Regions from separate parts of the Mus musculus genome. Here region 1 is linked to region 2. Evidence: chromatin loops called from intact Hi-C (ENCODE). Cell type or tissue: heart. All regions are shown on one strand. Links, peaks and the distances in the headings refer to the core of each region. The heading gives the core; the rest is flanking DNA. Region 1 holds the start of 4931428F04Rik (RIKEN cDNA 4931428F04 gene). Region 2 overlaps 1700082M22Rik (a long non-coding RNA gene).

Region 1 (10,341 bases), core at 1,164-9,163, 640 kb before region 2:
CAGGAGAGGGCCGAACAGCTGGCTCGGGGTGCAGCACTCAAGTGGGCTTCAGGCATCTTCTACCGGCCAGAGCAGCTGACCAGGCTGGGCCAGTACCGAAGCCGTGAAATACAGCGTAACTATTCCCTGGAAGCAAGAATTAAGGTGGGTGAGGAGCAGGAGTGTTAGACTGGGCTGGAGGGCTGGCCAGGCCTTAGGAGCGGCTACCTCTCTCCACAGTCAGTGGTGCAGTCCTACCTGGAAGGTGTGCAGACTGGTGTGTGGCAGCTGACCCGAGCCCTCGAGGCTGTGCAGGGAACTCGTGAAGCTTTGAGCCAGGCCCATCACTTACTAAAGGGTTTGTCTCGGACCTCACAAACCCTGGAACCCCTGAGGGAATGTGTTGTCCAGCACAAACAACTTCAGATCCTGACTCGGTTGTTGCCAAGGCTACAAGCAGGTGAGTGGGGGCGGGGAAAGCGGAGGTGGAGAGCCCTGGACTTTAGCTTCTAAGAATCCACAAATCCCATTCTGATCAGCAGCTGGGGCACTAGGAAAGGGATTACATGGAGAGAGACACCAGGGACATCCCAGAGAATAATCCCAGCTTCAAAGAGTGTGAGAAATAGGCGCAGTCGCCTCATCCTGGGCTTCTCAGGCTTGGGATGTTAAAGTCAGCACGGGAATTCCATGAAGTGGCTATAGCCACAGTAGTTTACTTACTGAAAGAACGTTGGCTGTAGCTCTGGTAGAGCATGTGTTTAGTATGTGCAAGGCCCTAAATTCAATCTCAGGCATCACCCCAAATAACACATATATACAAAGTACAATACATACCTGCATCCATACATATATACATCAATGTACACACACATACATAACAATACATATGTAGTTATGTTTGTAAGTATTTCATAACAAGATTGGCAAATAGCAACCAGCATGGCCTTCCATTTATTTTGTCTGCCTGTAACATTTTTTTAAGATTTATTTATTTTTTATTTATACGAGCACACTGCAGCTGTCTTCAGATACACTAGAAAAGTGCATCGGATCCCATTACAGATGGCTGTGAGCCATCATGTGGTTGCTAGGGATTGAACTCAGGACCTCTGGCAGAACAGTCAGTGCTCTTAACGACGGGGCCATCTCTCCAGCCCTGTAACATTGTTTTTAAAGATTACTGTAAGTGAGTGTTTGAGTGCCTGGTACATGCAGGGGTCAGAAGAGGACTATGATGGCCTGGAACTAGAGTTACAATTGTGAGCTGCCACATGGGTGTTGGGAATCATAGCCAGTGCTCATAACCACTGAGCCATCCATCTCTCCAGTCGGCCACCCACCTCCCCGGCATGCTTGATTTCATGGTCTGTTGGTTCAGGGGTTAACATATGGCCCAACTCTATAGGCCTTAGCCTGGATGTTCAGATGACCCGACGCAGTACCATGCTTATTATTAAATAGTTAATACATCACACCAGTCTCCAGACCTCAGTGTCCCTTGCTGTACCCATAGCCCAGATGGGAAGGCTGAGACCTCAAGCCGTCTCCTTTCTTCCTTAGTGCCGGCTACAGTGGCCCACACGCAGACCCTGATAGACTCTGAGCGACTCTTGGAGGCATATGTGAGCCTGCGGGAACTAGAGCAGCTGAAAGAGGAGACACTGGCACCCCTAGGAGGTCTGGAGTTGCCAATCTTCCAGGGGCTAGGCCTTCTGGCTGAGGCCCTAGGCCAAGCTGTGGAGGCGGCTGCAGGAGCTGCGGGGCGGCTGGCACGAGAGGACCCAGCCCTGCTGGTAGCTGCTATTCGTGTGGCAGAGGTGGAGACTGAGCGCACAATCCTGGGGCAGGCACCCCGAGACTGGCGGCAGCGATGTCTTCGGGCGCTACAGGAGGGCCTGGAGCGGGTCCACTTTGCATCGCCTGTGCTTCCGGAGCCAGGGGCTCTGGCGGGGTGGCTTGAGGCTCTGCAGGTAGCCTTGCCCGCCGAGTTGGCAACAGCGGAGGCATTGGTGGCACCCTGCTGCCCACCAAGCTACCGTGTGGTTGAGCTATGGGCCCACACCCTGCACAGTGGCCTGCGCCGTAGCGTGCAGCAACTCCTCGCGGGGCCCGAGCTAGGAGCTGCTGACACGTTTGCCTTGCTGCACTGGGCACTGCATGTGTACACGGGGTGAGTGTCCTTGGAGAAGCGGGAAGTGGGACGATTAGAGGCTCAGTGTGACATCCTGCTATCCATCTCTAGGAAGGAAATGATGGGGAACTTGGAACTGGGGCCTGAGGCTGATGTGTCCCAGCTAGAGCCCCTCTTGACCTCAGAGAACATTGAGCAGCTGGAGGCAGCCTTTGTGGCTCAGGTTCAGGTGACTAGTGACTGTCCGGTTGTCTAGTTGAACGTCATGTCAATACCCTGATATAGCTCGCTGCTCCTTACTCTTTCTTGCCAGGTAAGTGTGGCTCAGTGGCTGAAGAAGGCACTGGATGGAGAGGTAGCAGAGTGGAGCGGGGAACAGGAGCCCCCCACAGATCCATCCGGTTTCTACCACTCCCCAATGCCAGCCATTGTCCTGCAGGTAGGTGGGAAGAACCCAAGGAAGTAGGCAGCTCGCATATGGAAAGGGGAGAAGGGCAGCGGGTCTAGGAAATGTCTGAAGGCCGCTCCTCCCTGCTTGTAGATCCTGGCTGAAAACATTCAAGTGACCAACCTGATTAGTGACTCATTGCATCGGCGGGCGCATAACATGGCAGTGTCAGAGCTGGGCGCATTCTTGAGAAGGTTTGCCAAGCAGGGGGGCCCATCCACAATCTCCAGCCCTGCTCCCAGACAGCCCAAGGGCTCTGAGTAAACTGGACAGGACACACTAGTGTGTGTGTGTTACCCTTAAACAAATACTTGAAAGTGGGACAAGAGTTCTGGGGGTGCAGCTGTGGGGGTGCCACATTAGCAGCAAACCCAAGAGGCTCCTCTGCCTACTGCAGCTTCAGCGACGCTCTGATCCGATTCTCTCGAGACCATCTCAGGGGAGACGCCGTGGCCCCTCACTATGTGCCCTACCTACTGTCTGCCTTCAACCACCAATCAGCACTGAGGTACCACACTTTTCCTAACACACTTCTGAGTTCCTTTAAAGTCTGGATGCCACCCACACCAGAACCACTTTGGGCTCACAAAGATGGGGTTCTAATCCTCGCTCTGCTAATTATCAGTTGTATTACAAGGTACCTGTCACTTTTCTTACTAGTATTATTTGGATAATAATAAAATCGTCAGAGAATCATATTAGATAAAGATGTTAAATCTACTACATTCAGGAAATAAATTTTTTAAAAGATTTATTTATATGAATACACTGTACCTGTCTTCAACCCACCAGAAGAGGGCATCAGATCCCATTACAGATGGCTGTGAGCCACCATGTGGACCTCTGGAAGGGCAGTCAGTGCTCTTAACCACTGAGCCATCTCTCCAGCCCCCCCTTTTTTTTTTCGAGACAAGGCTTCTCTGTGTAGCCCTGGCTGTCCTGGAACTCAATCTGTAGACCAGGCTGGCCTCAAAGCCCGGCTGCAAATATATTTTTTTAAAGATTTATGTATATGGTACACTGTAGCTGAACCAGATGGTCGTGAGCCTTCATGTGGTTGTTGGGAATTGAATTTTTAGGACCTCTGCTTCCTGGTCAGCACCCCCTCACTCCAGTCAACTCCGCTTGTTCAGGCCCAAAGATTTTTTTTTTTTCTTTTTTCCAGACAGGGTTTCTCTGGGTAGCCTTGGCTGTCCTGGAACTCACTCTGTAGACCAGGCTGGCCTCGAACTCAGAAATCCGCCTGCCTCTGCCTTCCTCCAAGCTGGGATTAAAGACGTGCACCACCACGCCTGGCTCAGGCCCAAAGATTTATGATTATACATAAGTACACTGTAGCTGCCTTCAGACAAGCCAGAAGAAGGCATCAGATCTCATTACTGGTAGTTGTGAGCCACCATGTGGTTGCTGAGATTTGAACTCAGGACCTTCGGAAGAGCAGTCGTTCTTTCGTCAGCCTCCACCAGGCCTGGCTTATCTTGAGTGTTATGCTCTTGGTGGTGTGCAGAGAGGACAGACATACATGCGGGGAATTTTTACTCTTTTAAGAGCTCCCCTCTAAAACAAAATAAAAGGAAGAATAACTTAACTTGAGGTTACATTAGAGGCAAGTCCGCTGGGCATACTCTTCCTAGCCTTACAGAATACCTGAGCCCTTCATAAATTCAGAGCCGCCCTTTCCGCCCCAGCTCCCACCAGACACTGTACCACAAGGTGGCGCCAGAGTGGATGAATCCTAGAGGGCCATGCGAGCCTTGGCCTTGGTCCTGAAGTCACACTTTTTGGTCCAGATCTTCGGTCTCGGTCCTGCTGCCGGACGGGGAAGCTTCCGGGGTCTTAGCTCCAGTGGAAGCTGCGCTGGACGACGTACAAAGGAGGATCTGCCGCCTGGTTTTGGAAGTACTGCAGGTTGAGCTCCAGGTGAGGTCGCCATCCCAGTCTAGATTGGTAGTGTGAGGGAGAAACACGGTCTATTTATGGTGGCCTCTACGGGATCCGGATCATTTCCCTAGCCCTGTCTGTGCTATGCTTTCCCTAGCCCCTGTTCTCCGCTCTGCCCTCGCGCCGGTGGCTATTGAGTTCTGAGTTGCTAGATGGTGTGTGTGAGCAGACGTCGCACTTCTGCCAGGACTTCTGGCGCGTACGGAAGCCTGGTGTTCAGGTAGGGCGAGGAGAGGAAAGCTGGGGAAGGGGTTGTGCTGGTGGGACCCTATATTCAAACTGATTACTGTCCTGCAGCTGCTGCTGGCAGAGGCGGAACGAACCGTGGTGTTACAATACCTAAGGGCTCTGATGCAGGGCCGCCTAGTGTGCCGCGGTACGGACGAGCGGAGCCAGGCGGCTGAGCGACTTCGGCAGGATGCTGCCCAGCTCAAAGAGCTTTTCCTTGGTTTGGTGAGAGCTCATTGGGAGGGCAGACAGTCGAGGATCTCTGTAGTTGGGTGGGAGCCGAGGGCCCGCTGGAAACCCTGTTCCCATGTGTTCAGGGCCTGGAAGAGAGCGCTCACTGCGCGCCCGTCCTGCTCGCGCTGAGGGAACTGCTCAACCTCCACGACCCCACACTGCTTGGCCTCGAGGTGGCAGGCTTGAGGCAGCAATTTCCCGACGTGAGGTGCGAGGAAGGGGACAGGGGAGGAACGGCCCAGGAGGACGAGGGAGGGCTGGGCTGACGCACGTGGTGGTATTCCTGCAGCGAGGATCACGTCTCTGCCCTCTTGGACCTGCGCGGAGACGTGTCCCGAGAGCATCGTCAGGCAGCACTCAGTTCGCTGCAGGCGGGTCCACCGCCCTCACCGTCCACTGGCCGCCGGGCGCTCTTCAGCCTGGTACCGACGCCTACGCCCTCCCTGTCCTCCTGCCTCCCTTCAGGTCCCTGCTCCTGACACCCATCTGTTTGCGTAATAAAGCCACGTCTACGACACGTCTGAATCTATGTGTTGGGGGCGCGCCGGTGAAAGCAACAGTGCAATTAGGGGTCCGTGCACAGTGGTACATCTATAATCCTGGCTGAATCCTAGTATTCTGGCAGCATCTCACCTATGCAGACATCTGCTCTCTTTGTGGACTGCGTGCCCCGAACCCTGGGCTCCCGTGGAGTACTCACTTCCTATGTATCTACTACCGGCAAGCAGTAAATGGTTTCATCGCCCTCGCCAGTCGCTTTAGAAGCGCGGAAGTTTGAAGAGGGGGAAGTCTAGGACCAGACGCGGTCCAGGGGCGCAGGGTGGCAGCGAATCCCGCCCCTCTTCGCACGTTTGGCTCCGCCCACAGCGAGCTTAAGCACGCCCCCTACGGCGGAGACGGACGTGGCCCTTGCGTCTTCGTGTGAGCGTGCGCGCGCCCGAGTGCGCGTGTCTTTGGCGCGGGCTTCCATGGTCTCGGCGGCCAGCGATCGGCTTTGAGGAGCAGGAACTGCGGGCAGCAAAAGAGGCGTGATCAGGTGGGGGCGCGGCACGCGGACCGAACCCCTACCCCACTCCAAAAACCGAGACTAAATATGACTAAGACTTCACCCTTCTTGATTTACCAGGGAATTCCCCCAAGTCCATTGTCTCCTAGCTCCGCCCTCCATTGGGCACGCCCTTCACCCTGTCTCACGCCCTTTATTTGTCTTCAGGGCACGCCCTCCCAGAGCTCTTGGTTCCTATTGGTTGTTTTCCCACGTTATCTCTTTCCAGGGGTTCTTATTGGTGTGGGCCACACCCTCTCATTTGTCACCAGACCCCGCCTTCAGCAGTCAGGGACTCCAGCCTCACCCTGAATTCATTCATTCTGCAACTAGTGAGTGCGTGGGACGAGAGGGTGAATCAGACCCTTCCTGACCTCGGGGAGTTCAGGGCACGGTGGGGAAATATGGATCTAGCCTCCAGCCATGACAGCCTAGGGCTGTCAAGAAGCCATCAAGACCCTGGGACCCTTTACACATCGGGAAGGCTTCCCAGAGAAAGTGAGGCCTAAACCGGGCCCTGAAAAAAATGGTTAAGAGGTTGCTCCAGGGACACATTGGCAAAAGAATTCTTGGCAGAAGAACCTGAGACGTGAAAGAAACAGGTGAATTCTGGTAATTACGTGGAGGTAGGTGGAATGAACGAAGGGAAAATGGAAGAACTGGCCCATATAGTGGTCAGTAGACATCCAGAAAAGTATACAGTTTGAGGGTGAATGAGATCTGAGACTAGAAGTCATTTTTTAAGCAGCCGATCACTAGGTAAGGTGGAGGAAGACTCCGAGAAGGAGGAGGATGCCGGGGTGGGGGTGGGGGGAGTCTAAACAGGGTATCTAAGTTTGCGAAAGGAATGATTATAGTATTTTTGCTTTAGAGGTCTATTTTTATTATTTCTGGGTATGGGTATATGCATGTGCCCGTGGAGGCCAGAAGAGGGCCTTGGGTCTCCTGCAGCTGGAGTTAGCCTGCGTGGACACTAGGAACTGGATTTGGGTTCTCAGGGAGAGCAGCAAGTCTCTCCAGCTCCATGATTTAGTTCTTACAAGGACTCAGGTTCATCCATGGATCACAGTGGATTACAGTGCTGGATCAGGGACTGTTCTGGGTTCTGGAAGCACAGTTGCACATTATAGAAAGGAAAACCCAGATAAAGCCTTCAGATCTGCCATGCAGACAGTGAGCTAGCTGCAGTAGACTTCAGAGACAGCAACAACTACAGAAAAAGCTTAGTTCCAGGAGAGAGAGGAGGTTTGCTCTTTTGTAGAGATTTGCTAGTGCTGACTTTCTTTTATTCTTCTTTCCCTTTTTTTTTTCCTCTCTGTTTAAAGCTTTTAAAGACAGGTATTGCTGCATAGCCCAGGTTGGCCTGGAATTCACAATTCTCTTGTTTCAGCCTCAAGTGCTGGGATTACAGACATGTGCCACTACATCTGACAAGCTTTTCTTCTGTTTTTAATTTTTTTTTTATTAAAACACTTCCATGTAGTTTGATCATGTTTTTATCCACACACCCAAACTCCTCCCAGACCAACTTTCTCTCTCTCTCTCTCTCTCTCTCTCTCTCTCGTGTGTGTGTGTGTGTGTGTGTGTGTGTGTGTGTGTGTGTGTGTGTGTATGTCTAGGGCATCTCTTCTAATATGATATTTATGAAGATTTTTAAGAAAGTGACAAGTGACCCATGCTATTCTGGGGTGTGTGTGTGCGCACATTTTTATACAATGGGTATGTTCCGTTTAAAGTACCTGTTAAATAGTAAAGATACCTTGAAGATTGGGTATGTTGGCTTAATCCTGACCCAAGACTAGAGAGGTTGAAGTAGGAAGATGGTGAGTTGAAGGCCACATGGGCTACATAGGGATGCTCTGTCTAAAGCAAAGTTAGATAGGTGTGAAGAGTGTTGATCCTGGTCTTAAGGGAGGAGTCCAAACTGATTTATTTAAAACCATGATAGTGAAGTTGGGTATGGAGGTCAGTGGTTGAGGGTTTGCTTAATGTGTACAAGGCCCTGGGTAAAACAAAACAAGAAGGACTGGAGAGATGGCTCAGTGGTTAAGAGCACTGACTGCTCTTCCAGAGGTCCCGAGTTCAATTCCCAGCAACCACATGGTGGCTCACAACGGTCTGTGATGGGCTCCAATGCTCTCTTCTGGTGTGTCTGAAGATAGCTACAATGTACTTATATACATAAAATAAATAGTTGTTTTAAAAAACAACAGCGGCAACAACAACAGAACAGAACAGAACAAGAAACCACAAAATTAGATGGAATCCAGGGGCCGCTAGGGGGTGTGAGTGTAAATGGAATAGAGAAGTTGCCATATACAAGCCTTGGGTTATTACAGTGTTAAGAGGTTGATATTACAAGGAAGACCAAGAAGAAACAGCCAGTGATGTGGGCAGACAAGCATGCCCTAATGTGTTCAGAAAGGAAGATGGGAGTAATGTCCCCGGGCTAGAAGGATCAGCTGCACCAGGTGCTACAGACCCACACCATACAGATCCATTGGTGACCTTGAGCAGCTCAGTTTGATGGACAGCAGGACGTCTGCATGTCCAATGGCAGTTTGGGAAACAGAACTCAGGAGCGCACGGGAAAGAAGAAAAGGGAGATGGTGTGTAAGTGACTCAGGGTATCGTGCCGCAACAGGAGAGCAGCTGCGGGGAGTTAGGCGCGGACTCTCAGAAAGGTTTTGTTTTGTTTTTTAAGATGTTTTTTAACAACAGCATGTATTTCTTCAGTTGCCAGAAAGACTGGTGATGTAGGATCAAGGAGAAAGGCTACAGTTGAGTTTCTGAGCAGGCAAGGGGAGTTCAGAGGCTGACGCCTTCAGTGTGTCTCTGGGGAGAGAGTGGATTGCACTGAGCCCTGACACGCAGTCAGGGGTGAGTTCTCTGACAGTGGCCTTGGATGCCCACTGGGAAAGATATCTCAGCTAGGTGACAGGCCAGGGGCTGGTTTGAATGCGCTGGGTTTCCTCTGCTTCCCAAAAGCAGATTCTAATTCCATCCTGATCAATGGGAAAGAGAAGAGTATTTCATGTGGGGACTGGCCTGAGCAAGTGCATTCATTCAAACTGATTACCAAAGGGCGGGAGGCTGTAATGAGCTAGGTGAAGCGGGGAGGTGGGACTGGGAAGATGCCATCGGTACAAAGCAGATTGTGGGCTTCTCTCACCTGTGGTCCATCTAGGGATCTGAGGCGGTCTGTATTCTGCCAACTTCCAGATTGGGTAAGTGCTAAACACTGAAATTAGAACCATGTTTAAGACCTTAGTTTTAGCTCTAGATCTGACCGTCAGAGAGAATTCTAATAAATAGGAAAATGTCTACAATTCGTTGCCTTGCTTTGCTCCACCTCAGACTATTGGATAAGCCTGGTAGAAGGAATGCATACTTCTGGAGGGTGGAGAGTTTCTTGAGTTCCTGGCAGCAGACTCTGGACTCAACACGGATAACATGGGACAGGGGGCTTCCTCCTCTGACCACATCCCCTCATGCTGGTTTCTGCATGCCGTTCTGTGTCCCTAGAGGTCAACAGTCTGGGAAGTTGGCACGACAGAGCTGGATGTGACCCTCAGGAGAGAATGGTGCTGGACTCGGGGACACAGGTGTATGAGCAGGCACCCCCCAGGCCCCCTGCCGGTTCCCCATCTCAGCACCATAAGCTGAAGCCCTCAAACGGAAATGGGCCACCCCTGTACCCCTGGCCTGAGTCCCTGGGGATGCCCTTGGCTCTGGCAGTCCCTTCAGCACTGCAGCAGCAGACTATGTGGCAGACCTTCTCAAAGCTGCACTTGGAGCAGAGTAGCCACATGCGTCGCAGCGAGAGCACCTACAGTGTAAATAGTACTGGCCGGCGGGGGCGTGGTAAAGCCCCGATTGGACGGGGATGCGATCCAGGAGGGACCCTACGGCCTGCAGCCTCCTTACCTCACATTGCTAAGATTCGAAAGGATGTAGGCAGTAGTAGCAGCAAGAGCCCCTGTATGTTGGTGGCCCTGCGGCCAACTAACATGGACCAGGAACGGGAAAAGTTCTTCCAGTCTCATTATACCTACAATCCACAGTTCGAGTATCAGGAACCGATGCCAATGAGTGTGCTGGAGAAGTACCAGGAGGCCTCTGCGCAATTCATGAATCAGGTCAGCTCCCCCTGCCCATTTCACCCTGGCCCTGACTACCCAAGGGACCTAGCCTGACTAGTGACTGTGGCCCTGTGTACAGGCAGTTGGCATCATTGAGGCTGTCCTGGAGAAGTTTGGCACTTATGAAAACTTTGAGGCTGCCACAGGGGGCCAGCTGCTGACCAAGTGCCAAATTTGGTCCACCGTGCGC
Region 2 (10,341 bases), core at 759-8,758:
GGCAACCTTGGAGAATGTACTTAATCTATATCTTATCTTGGTGAGTTCAAAGTTCTAGACCTAATCACTTTCTATTATAAGTTACATTACCAAGCTAAAAATATCTTTTTTTAGACCTTAAGCCATTTTCTTAAATCCTAAACAACTTCAGCTTAATGTGAGATTCTAACTATCTAACTTTCCACCCCTTCAGAGACTTGAGAAGGATAAATGTTACCAGAGTAAACAGGAAGTACAGAGCAAGCCACATCTAAAACTCCAGAAATGACCAAGACTGCTGGCTGCCTGGACAGTCAGCCAAGGTTCCGCTGCAACACTGGGGCATCCATCTTTCTTTGGCCTGCAAGCCCCAGAGTACCTGACAGACTTATCTGTGAAGCACTGTGAGCACTGGCCTACCTTGACTCTGCAAAGTTAATCAATTGACTTCCCAGTGTCCTGTTTGTCCACAGCTTGGACAACATGCTGTCAACAGTCAATACAAGGACAGTTTTTTTGCCCAGTGCCTAGCTTTGCCACATTTGAATCAAACTCTATGTGGAGGTTCTTTGATGCCCATCATCTTGTCTGAAGTCGTATGGGGGTGCTGCCAGGAGCTGACATGTCTCACAGTCACGGAAGCCTTTTGTTATTAAAAACGTATTAAATGCTATAACATCTCTAAGTGAATAAGAGTAATGGCTCATCTTCTCCTCATTTCCAAGTTTCTAGAACATCCTTTCCCTGCAATTTTAGTAATTGCATACAATGTAGGTTGACAGAATATGATGCAACATTAGAAAGTCAAACCTGAAAAAGAATGAAAATAAATATTAAATCATTAACCAATAAAGGAAACTCTGGGATGAAAAAAAAAAGTATATTCTGATTTGTTATCTACTGAACAGCCCTTGGAAAGTGTCCTATCTATAACAACCCCTAGTAGTTCCATGATAGGAAAAGCAAGAAATCAGATAAAAAGATTCATTAAACTCTGTCATCTGACAATTTTAGAGTCTCAGGAGAAAGATGAATAAGTTTCTGTGGATTTAGCTTTGTAGGTGCTACTTACACCAGGCCTGGATGTTCACAGGGGCGTGTTCTCTTCCATAGGAGAAAAATATGAAAATGACGTGTGGAAGGATTCAATGGGACACAATTTCTAGGCTCATTGAACAGATAATGTTATTAACACTCTTACATGTTTTGTTTATGGGAAATATAATTTTATAAACATAATGTAAGTCATCACTATGGCTACCAGGTGATTGTAAAAGTTTACACCTAGCTGAATAGCAATTTAAGTCCATTAACTTCTCACACTGTCAGGCAGAAATTTCCTAAGGAGTTTGCAAGAGTATGCTCAAAAGGAAAACATCAGCTCATTAATAAAGTAGTTTGGAAATGGTAAAAAAAAAAATTAAATGCCATATTCTGTAGATCTCTGAAGTGTTTGAAGACCTTCTATCTAAAGTATATCTGAATAGGCAAATGTTGCTTGTGCCTAGTTATTAACTATCTGCTTAATTTTGAAAACTAACTTTAATTTTTTTTCAAAGCCTACTTTTAATGATTGTTCTTAAATGCTTTGACCTCCCTTCTAGCCCACCATCCACCAGAGGTAGTAGGAAAGAAAGGATATGAGGGGAAGTGGACCTGTTTAGAAATGGTTCTTTGGTGCAAATCCCATCTGCATTGTCAAGAAATCAGTAGCTCAGTTCACAGGTCAGCAGCAGCAGCTCGATCCACTTGCAGACACTTCACAGATATATCAGCAGTCCAACTCAGTAGTGTGAGGATAGCAGCACACAGCACAGCCTAGCAGAAACAGCCAGGCAGGAGGGATTTAGACCAGCAGAGGTGTTAGGAGATGCACCTGACTCAACAAGCAAAACTCAGCCAGGATGCAAGACCAACAAGCAATGTACAGCTAACTCCATAAGCAAACCAAGCCCAGCCACGCCTTGCCCTCCTCTCCCAGTCTGCTGGGTCCTATTTATACTCCCTCCAAATATCATGTGTCCTCCACAGGTCTTGCCTCAGCATCCGTGTCTGTCTCAGCTAACATGACTCTGCTAATCAGCCCGGGTACTCGGACGTGACAAGAAGCTACAGCATACCACCAGTTTTGGGGTGGTATTTTCCTATTTCCTCAAGGGAGGCTCCTTCCTCTGTGATAACTCCAACTTGTGTCAAGTCGACACACAAAACCAGCCAGTACAGAGGCCCTCAACAGCTCCAAGCTCAGAGTCAGAGAGCCAGTGTCTTTAGTTAATTGGACACCTTGGTAATGTTCCTCACCCTGGGCTGCTCCACCAGCTGTAGGAAGGTCCCCTTGCACTCTGCTACTTACTGCATTGCTGTTCAGAGGCGCTGACTAATGATGGCAAAGACCACAGAAAATGTGGAATAGAGTCCCACTGGTATTTTTCTGTATATGAGAAAATTGTGAGTGTGTATATGTGAGAGTGTGTATGTGTGTTGGAGGAAATATGTATGTGTGTGTTGTGGTATGAGTGTATGAGTGTGTGTGAGTATATGTGTGTGTATATGTGTGTGGGTATGTCTTGTATGTGTGTATGAGTGTATGCATGTATTGTGTGTATGTGTATGAGTGTGTGTTGTATGCATGTGTGTGTGTTGTTGTGCGAGTGTATGTGTGTAAGTATATTTATGTGAGTGTGTGTGAATCTGTATATGTGTGTATATATGTGTGTGAGTACATGTGTGTGAGTATATGTGTGTGAATGTGTATGTTGTGTGTGTGAGAATGTGTGTGTGTGTGTGTGTGTGTGTGAATGTGTATGTTGTGTGTGTGAGAATGTGTGTGTGTGTGTGTGTGTGTGTGTGTGTGTGTGTGTGTGTAGATCAGGGAAGCATCTGAAATGGCATAACTACTACACTCCCATTCGATATAATCAGATTTAAGACCCATAACCAAAAGCTTTGGCAAAGACTTGGAACAACTGATACAGACACACAATGGCTAGAGGAGAGCTAAAATAATCACGTGGTGCATGGGGTAGGAGGCAAACTGGCATTTTCTCTGAAAGTTAAAGATGTGTGCCCTATGACTTAACAGTTCTACTCTCTGGACGTTAACCTGAAGAAACAAGTGAATGTGATTACACCGTTAGGGATCCTGTTTACCTGTTTATGTTTGTTTTGTTTTATTTTGTTTTGAGGCAGAGTCTCTTTAACATAGCCCTGGCTGTCTGGGAACTCACTATGTAGATCAGGCTAGCCCAGACTCACAGATCTGACTGCCTCTGCCTCCTCAGTGCTGGGATTAAAGGCCTGCACCACCTCTCCCAGCTCCATGTCTTGTCTGAAATAGCCCAAACCAGAAGTCGCTCAGATGCATACCAACAGATGAGTGGGTAACAGGGCAGTGTGTTCACTCGAAACCAAAGGGCAATGACATTTGAATCTCAAAGGCATTGTGCTCAGGGACAGAACCTTCCACATGTGATTCTTTTCTGTGATAGAGGAGTCAAAGCTCTGGTGTTTCTGAACTATATTCCATTTCTAAACTTTAGCTCCAGAAAGTAGTTAGTTGGTTGCCTGGGAACAGGGCTCAGGTCAATGCTTAATGGAAAAGAGCACAGAGAAACAACTTTTTTTATGCAGAAAATAACAAATGTTCTCTCTATTTGGAGTGGATGTGGTTTCAGGCATCATTTTTTATTCCAATCTACTAAGCTATGAAGGTAAGTGGGTGAATTTGAATGCATACTTATCATTTGACATTAAAGATCTACAAAAATAAGCCAATTACTGAGATCTAAAGGGTGCCTGCTGAAACTCTTGATGAAGTGTCCTGTTCATCTGCTGAAATGTGCTTGCAACCAGCAACGCATTCAGGCTCCAGCAGGGGCATCAGGTGATCGTCATCTCCCTGTGCTCAAAGGTTGGCTAGCACCTAAACCCTTGTGGAACTTTATCTTTGTCTGCCCTCTAGTGTCCAAGGTGAGTAATGCAAGAATCCTTGCTTCATGATGTCCTATGGTTAGTCTTCAACTCCGTGAATGAAAAACCCTTTGTATTAAAAGTCTTGGAAAGATCAGGAATTCAAGGCAAATACCTAAGCATAACAAAAGCAATATACAGCAAACCAACGGCCAACATCAAATTAAATGGTGAGAAACTTGAAGCAATCCCACTAAAATCAGGGATAAGACAAGGCTGCCACTTTCTCCCTAGTTATTCAATATAGTGCTCAAAGTTCTAGCTAGACCAATTAGACAACAAGAGGAAGTCAAAGCGATACAAACTGGAAAGGAAAAAGTCAAGTGTACTGGCTGGTTTTGTGTGTCAACTTGACACAAGCTGGAGTTATCATCACAGGGAAAGGAGTCTCCTTTAAGGAAATGCCTCCATGAGATCCAGCTGTAAGGCTTTTTCTCAGTTAGTGGTCCCTGGGGAAGGGCCCATTGTGGGTGGTGCCATCTCTGGGCTGGTAGTCTTGGGTTCTATAAGAAAGCAAGCTGAGCAAGCCAGGGGAAGCAATCCATTAAGCAGCACCCCCTTCATGGCCTCTGCATCAGCTCCTACCTGAGAGTTCCTGCCCTGTGTGAGTTTGTGTCCTGACTTACATTGGTGATGAACAGCAGTGTGTAAGTGTAAGCTGAATAAACCCTTTCCTCCCCAACTTGCTTCTTTGTCATGATGTTTTGTGTGAAGGAATACAAACCCAGACTGAGACATCAAAGTATCACTATTTGTGGATGATATGATAGTATACATAAGCAACCCCAAAAATTTTACCAGAGAACTCTTACTCATGATAAACAACTTCAGCAAAGTGGCTGGATATAAAATTAACTCAAACATATCAGTAGCCTTCCTCTACACAAAGGATAAATGGACTGAGAAGAATATAGGGAAACAACACCCTTCTCAATAGTCACAAATAATATAAAATATCTTGGTGTGACTCTAACCAAACAAGTGAAAGATCTGTATAGCAAGAACTTTAAGTCTCTGAAGAAAGAAATCAAAGATGACTTCAGGAGATGGAAAGATCTGCCATGTTCATGGATTGGTAGGATTAACATAGTAAAAAATCTTACCAAAAGCAATCTACAGATTCAATGCAATCCCCATCAAAATTCCAACTCAATTCATCACAGAAATAGAAAGAGCAATTCTCAAATTCGTCTGGAGTAACAAAAAACCCAGGATAGGGAAACCAATTCTCAACAATAAAAGATCTTCTGGGGGAATCACCATCCCTGACCTCAAGCTGTACTACAGAGCAACTGTGATAAAAACTGCATGATATTGGTACAGAGACAAACACATTGATCAATGGAATAGAATTGAAGACACAGAAATAAAACCACACACTTGATCTTTGACAAATAAGCCAAAAATATACAATGGAAAAAAGAAAGTATCTTCAATAAGCAGTGCTGGTCTAACTGGTTGCCTGTATGTAGAACTATGAAAATAGATCCATATTTGTCACCTTGCACAAAGCAAGTGGATCAAGGACCTCAACATAAAACCAGATACACGGAATCTAATAGAAGAGAAAGCGATTAAGAGCCTCGAACACATCAGCACAGAGGAAATTTTCCTCAACAGAACACCAATGAATCAGGCTCTAAGATCAACAATTGGCAAATGGGACCTCATGAAACTGAAAAGCTTCTGTAAGGCAAAAGGCACTGCCAATAGGACAAAACGGCAACCTACAGATTGAGAAAAGATCTTTACCAACCCTACATCCAATAGAGTGCTAATATCCAATATATACAAAGAACTCAAGAAGTTAGACTCTAGAAAACCAAATAACCTAATTAAAAATGGGATGCAGAGCTAAACAAGGAATTCTCAATTGAGGAATCTTGAGTGGCTGAGAAGAAAAAAAATGACTAAAGAAATGTTCAACATCTTTAGTCATCAGAAAAATGCAAATCAAAGTGATCCTGAGATTCCACCTCACACCAATCAGAATGGCTAAGATCTAAAACTCAGGTGACAGCAGGTGCTGGAGAGGATGTGGAGAAAGAGGAACACTCCTCCATTCCTGGTGGGATTGCGAGCTGGTATAAGCACTTTGGAAATCAAGCTGAAGGTTCCTCAGAAAATTGGAAATAGATCTACCTGAAGACAGAGCTATACCTTTACTGGGCATATACCCAAAAGATGCTCCAACATATAACAAGGACATGTGCTCCACTATGTTCATAGCAGCTTTATTTATGATATCCAGAAGCTGGAAACAACCCAGATGTCCCTCAACTGAAGAATGGATACAGAAAATGTGGTACATTTACACAATGGAATACTACTATTCAGCCATTAAAAACAATGACTTCACGAGTTTTGCAGGCAAATGGATGGAACTAGAAAATATCCTGAGTGGAGACAACCGGCCACCTTCCTGGTGAGAGCACAGGGGTCCGCCCGGCCCGAGAGGTTTCTGCCTCAGGCTCCACTGAAGCCACCTTGGTTCCGGGACTCCGCGGAGGGCAGGCTGCACGGGTGAGGGTGTGGAATACAGAGGCCAGCAGTTTCTGGGAAAAAACGAGAGCCACGGAGCTTCTGAGGCAGCGCCATCTTCGGATCCAAACAACCGGCCACCTTCCTGGCCAAAGCAACACAGCTTCTGGGAAAGATCCTGTTTTGGGCCTTCATCTTCAGCCAGGAGGAGGTCCAAACACCAGATAACTGTGCACCTTCCCTGAAAGAGGAGAGCTTGCCTGCAGAGACTGCTCTGACCACTGAAACTCAGAGGAGAAAGCTAGTCTCCCACATAAAGCTAGTCTCCCATGTCTGCTGATAGAAAGTAACAAAATCACCAGAGGAACAATCTCTAAACAAAGACAACTATAACAACTAACTCCAGAGATTGCCAGATGGCAAAAGGTAAACGTAAGAATCCTACTAACAGAAACCAGGACCACTCACCATCATCAGAACCCAGAACGCCCACGTCGCCCAGTCCAGGGCACCCTAACACACCTGAAAAGGTAGACCTGGATTTAAAAGCATATCTCATGATGATGGTAGAGGACATAAAGAAGGAATTTAATAACTCACTTAAAGAAATACAGGAGAACACTGCTAAAGAGTTACAAGTCCTTAAAGAAAAACAGGAAAACAAAACCAAACAGGTAGAAGTCCTTATAGAAAAACAGGAAAACACATCCAAACAGGTGATAGAAATGAACAAAACCATACTAGACCTAAAAAGGGAAGTAGACACAATAAAGAAAACCCAAAGTGAGGCAACGCTGGAGATAGAAACCCTAGGAAAGAAATCTGGATGCCAGCATCAGCAACAGAATACAAGAGATGGAAGAGAGAATCTCAGGTGCAGAAGATTCCATAGAGAACATCGGCACAACAATCAAAGAAAATGGAAAATGCAAAAAGATCCTAACTCAAAACATCCCGGAAATCCAGGACACAATGAGAAGACCAAACCTATAGATAATAGGAGTGGATGAGAATGAAGATTTTCAACTCAAAGGACCAGCAAACATCTTCAACAAAATTTTGAAGAAAACTTCCCAAATCTAAAGAAAGAGATGCCCATGAACATACAAGAAGCCTACAGAACTCCAAATAGACTGGACCAGAAAAGAAATTCCTCCCAACACATAATAATCAGAACATCAAATGCACTAAATAAAGATAGAATACTAAAAGCAGTAAGGGAAAAAGGTCAAGTAACATATAAAGGCAAGCCTATCAGAATTACACCAGATTTTTCACCAGAGACTATGAAAGCCAGAAGAGCCTGGACAGATGTTATACAGACACTAAGAGAACACAAATTCCAGCCCAGGATACTATACCCAGCCAAACTCTCAATTACCATAAATGGAGAAACCAAAGTATTCCACGACAAAACTAAATTCACCCATTATCTCTCCAGGAATCCAGCCCTTCAAAGGATAATAACAGAAAAAAAAAAAAAAAAAACAATACAAGGACGGGAACCAAACCTAGAAAAAACAAGAAGATAATCCCTCAACAAAACTAAAAGAAGACAGCCACAAGAACAGAATGCCAACTTTAACAACAAAAATAAAAGGAAGCAACAATTACTTTTCCTTAATATATTCTTAATATCAATGGACTCAACTCCCCAATAAAAAGACATAGACTAACAAACTGGCTACACAAACAAGACCCAACATTTTGCTGCTTAAAGGAAACTCATCTCAGAGAAAAAAATAGATACTACCTCAGAATGAAAGGCTGGAAAACAATTTTCCAAGCAAATGGTATGAAGAAACAAGCTGGAGTAGTCATTCTAATATCTAACAAAATCGACTTCCAACCCAAAATAATCAAAAAAGACAAGAAGGGGTACTTCATACTCATCAAAGGTAAAATCCTCCAAGAGGAACTCTCAATTCTGAATATTTATGCTCCAAATACAAGAGCAGCCACATTCATTAAAGAAACTTTAGTAAAGCTCAAAGCACACATTGCACCTCACACAATAATAGTGGGAGACTTCAACACACCACTTTCACCAATGGACAGATCATGGAAACAGAAACTAAACAGGGACACAGTGAAACTAACAGAAGTTATGAAACAAATGGACCTGACAGATATCTACAGAACATTTTATCCTAAAACAAAAGGATATACCTTCTTCTCAGCACCTCATGGTACCTTCTCTAAAATTGACCACATAATTGGTCACAAAACAAGCCTCAACATATACAAAAATATTGAAATTGTCCCATGCATCCTATCAGATCACCATGGACTAAGGCTGATCTTCAATAACAAAATAAACAATAGAAAGCCAACATTCACGTGGAAACTGAACAACACTCTTTTCAATGATACCTTGGTCAAGGAAGGAATAAAGAAAGAAATTAAGGACTTTTTGAAGTTTAATGAAAATGAAGCCACAACATTCCCAAACTTATGGGACACAATGAAAGCATTCCTAAGAGGAAAACTCATAGCTCTGAGTGCCTCCAAAAAGAAACTAGAGAGAGCACACATTAGCAGCTTGACAACACACCTAAAAGGTCTAGAAGAAAAGGAAGCAAATTCACCCAAGAGGAGTAGAAGGCAGGAAATAATCAAACTCAGGGGCGAAATCAACCAAGTGGAAACAAGAAGAACTATTCAAAGAATCAACCAATCAAGGAGCTGGTTCTTTGAGAAAATCAACAAGATAGATAAACCCTTAGCCAGACTCACTAGAGGGCACAGGGAAAGCATCCTAATTAACAAAATCAGAAATGAAAAGGGAGACATAACAACAGATCCTGAAGAAATCCAAAACACCATCAAATCCTTCTACAAAAGGCTATACTCAACAAAACTGGAAAACCTGGATGAAATGGACAAGTTTCTAGACAGATACCAGGTACCAAAGCTAAATCAAGATCAGGTTAATGATCTCAACAGTCCTATATCCCCTAAAGAAATAGAAGCAGTCATTAATAGTCTCTCAGCCAAAAAAAAGCCCAGGACCAGACGGGTTTAGTGCAGAGTTCTATCAGACCTTCAAAGAAGACCTAATTCCAGTTCTTCACAAACTATTCCACAAAATAGAAACGGCAGGTACTCTACCCAACTCATTCTATAAAGCCACAATTACTCTGATACCTAAACCACAAAAAGACCCAACAAAGATAGAGAACTTCAGACCAATTTCCCTTATGAATATCGATGCAAAAATCCTCAATAAAGTTCTTGCTAACCGAATCCAAGAACACATCAAAACAATCATCCATCCTGACCAAGTAGGTTTTATCCCAGGGATGCAGGGATGATTCAATATATGGAAATCCATCAACGTAATCCAGTATATAAACAAACTCAAAGACAAAAACCACATGATCATCTCGTTAGATGCTGAGAAAGCATTTGACAAAATCCAACACCCATTCATGATAAAAGTCTTGGAAAGATCAGGAATACAAGGCCCATACCTAAACATGATAAAAGCAATCTACAGCAAACCAATAGCCAACATTAAAGTAAATGGTGAGAAGCTGGAAGCAACCCCACTAAAATCAGGGACTAGACAAGGCTGTCCACTCTCGCCCTACCTATTCAACATTGTACTTGAAGTCCTAGCCAGAGCAATTAGACAACAAAAGGAGATCAAGGGGATTCAAATTGGAAAGGAAGAAGTCAAAATATCACTTTTTGCAGATGATATGATAGTATATATAAGTGACCCTAAAAAATTCCACCAGAGAACTCCTAAGCCTGATAAACAGCTTCAATGAAGTAGATGGATATAAAATTAACTCAAACAAGTCAATGGCCTTTCTGTACACAAAGGATAAACAGGCTGAGAAAGAAATTAGGGAAACAACACCCTTCTCAATAGTCAAAAATAATATAAAATACCTTGGCGTGACT

The links. Hi-C counts contacts between places; a loop is a spot of excess contacts. Peaks named below come from ENCODE experiments on the same cell type or tissue, not always from the same donor. Only the 100,000 strongest peaks of a DNase experiment are listed, where the experiment ranks them.
Region 1: a loop joins it to region 2, with 12 times the contacts of the local background. A loop is called at or near these places in 10 of 42 quality-filtered maps.

What each region holds. Positions count from the first base shown.
Region 1 is chr8:105,285,063-105,295,403 of GRCm38, reverse strand. 4931428F04Rik (RIKEN cDNA 4931428F04 gene) reads left to right here and starts at 5,876. Exons shown (of 8, transcript NM_028888.2): 1 at 5,876-6,000; 2 at 6,239-6,635; 3 at 9,535-10,148; 4 at 10,231-10,341. The coding sequence starts at 9,591. It overlaps Exoc3l (exocyst complex component 3-like), which reads left to right. Exons shown (of 14, transcript NM_177788.5): 3 at 1-144; 4 at 220-439; 5 at 1,543-2,152; 6 at 2,225-2,342; 7 at 2,427-2,552; 8 at 2,655-2,755; 9 at 2,959-3,069; 10 at 4,352-4,481; 11 at 4,600-4,722; 12 at 4,800-4,955; 13 at 5,048-5,172; 14 at 5,254-5,481. The coding sequence ends at 5,443. In heart, for the core only: CTCF peaks have their summits at 3,342 (motif pointing right), 4,268 (motif pointing right), 5,123 (motif pointing right) and 5,863; DNase peaks (open chromatin) are centred at 4,293, 5,103, 5,873 and 6,193; H3K4me3 peaks cover 2,582 bases; H3K27ac peaks cover 914 bases; H3K27me3 peaks cover 2,670 bases.
Region 2 is chr8:104,648,737-104,659,077 of GRCm38, reverse strand. It overlaps 1700082M22Rik (a long non-coding RNA gene), which reads right to left. Exons shown (of 3, transcript XR_003947594.1): 2 at 1,636-1,797; 3 at 1-789. Among named protein-coding and RNA genes, the nearest start is that of 1700082M22Rik, 12 kb to the right of the region's middle. In heart, for the core only: a CTCF peak has its summit at 3,923 (motif pointing left); a DNase peak (open chromatin) is centred at 3,887.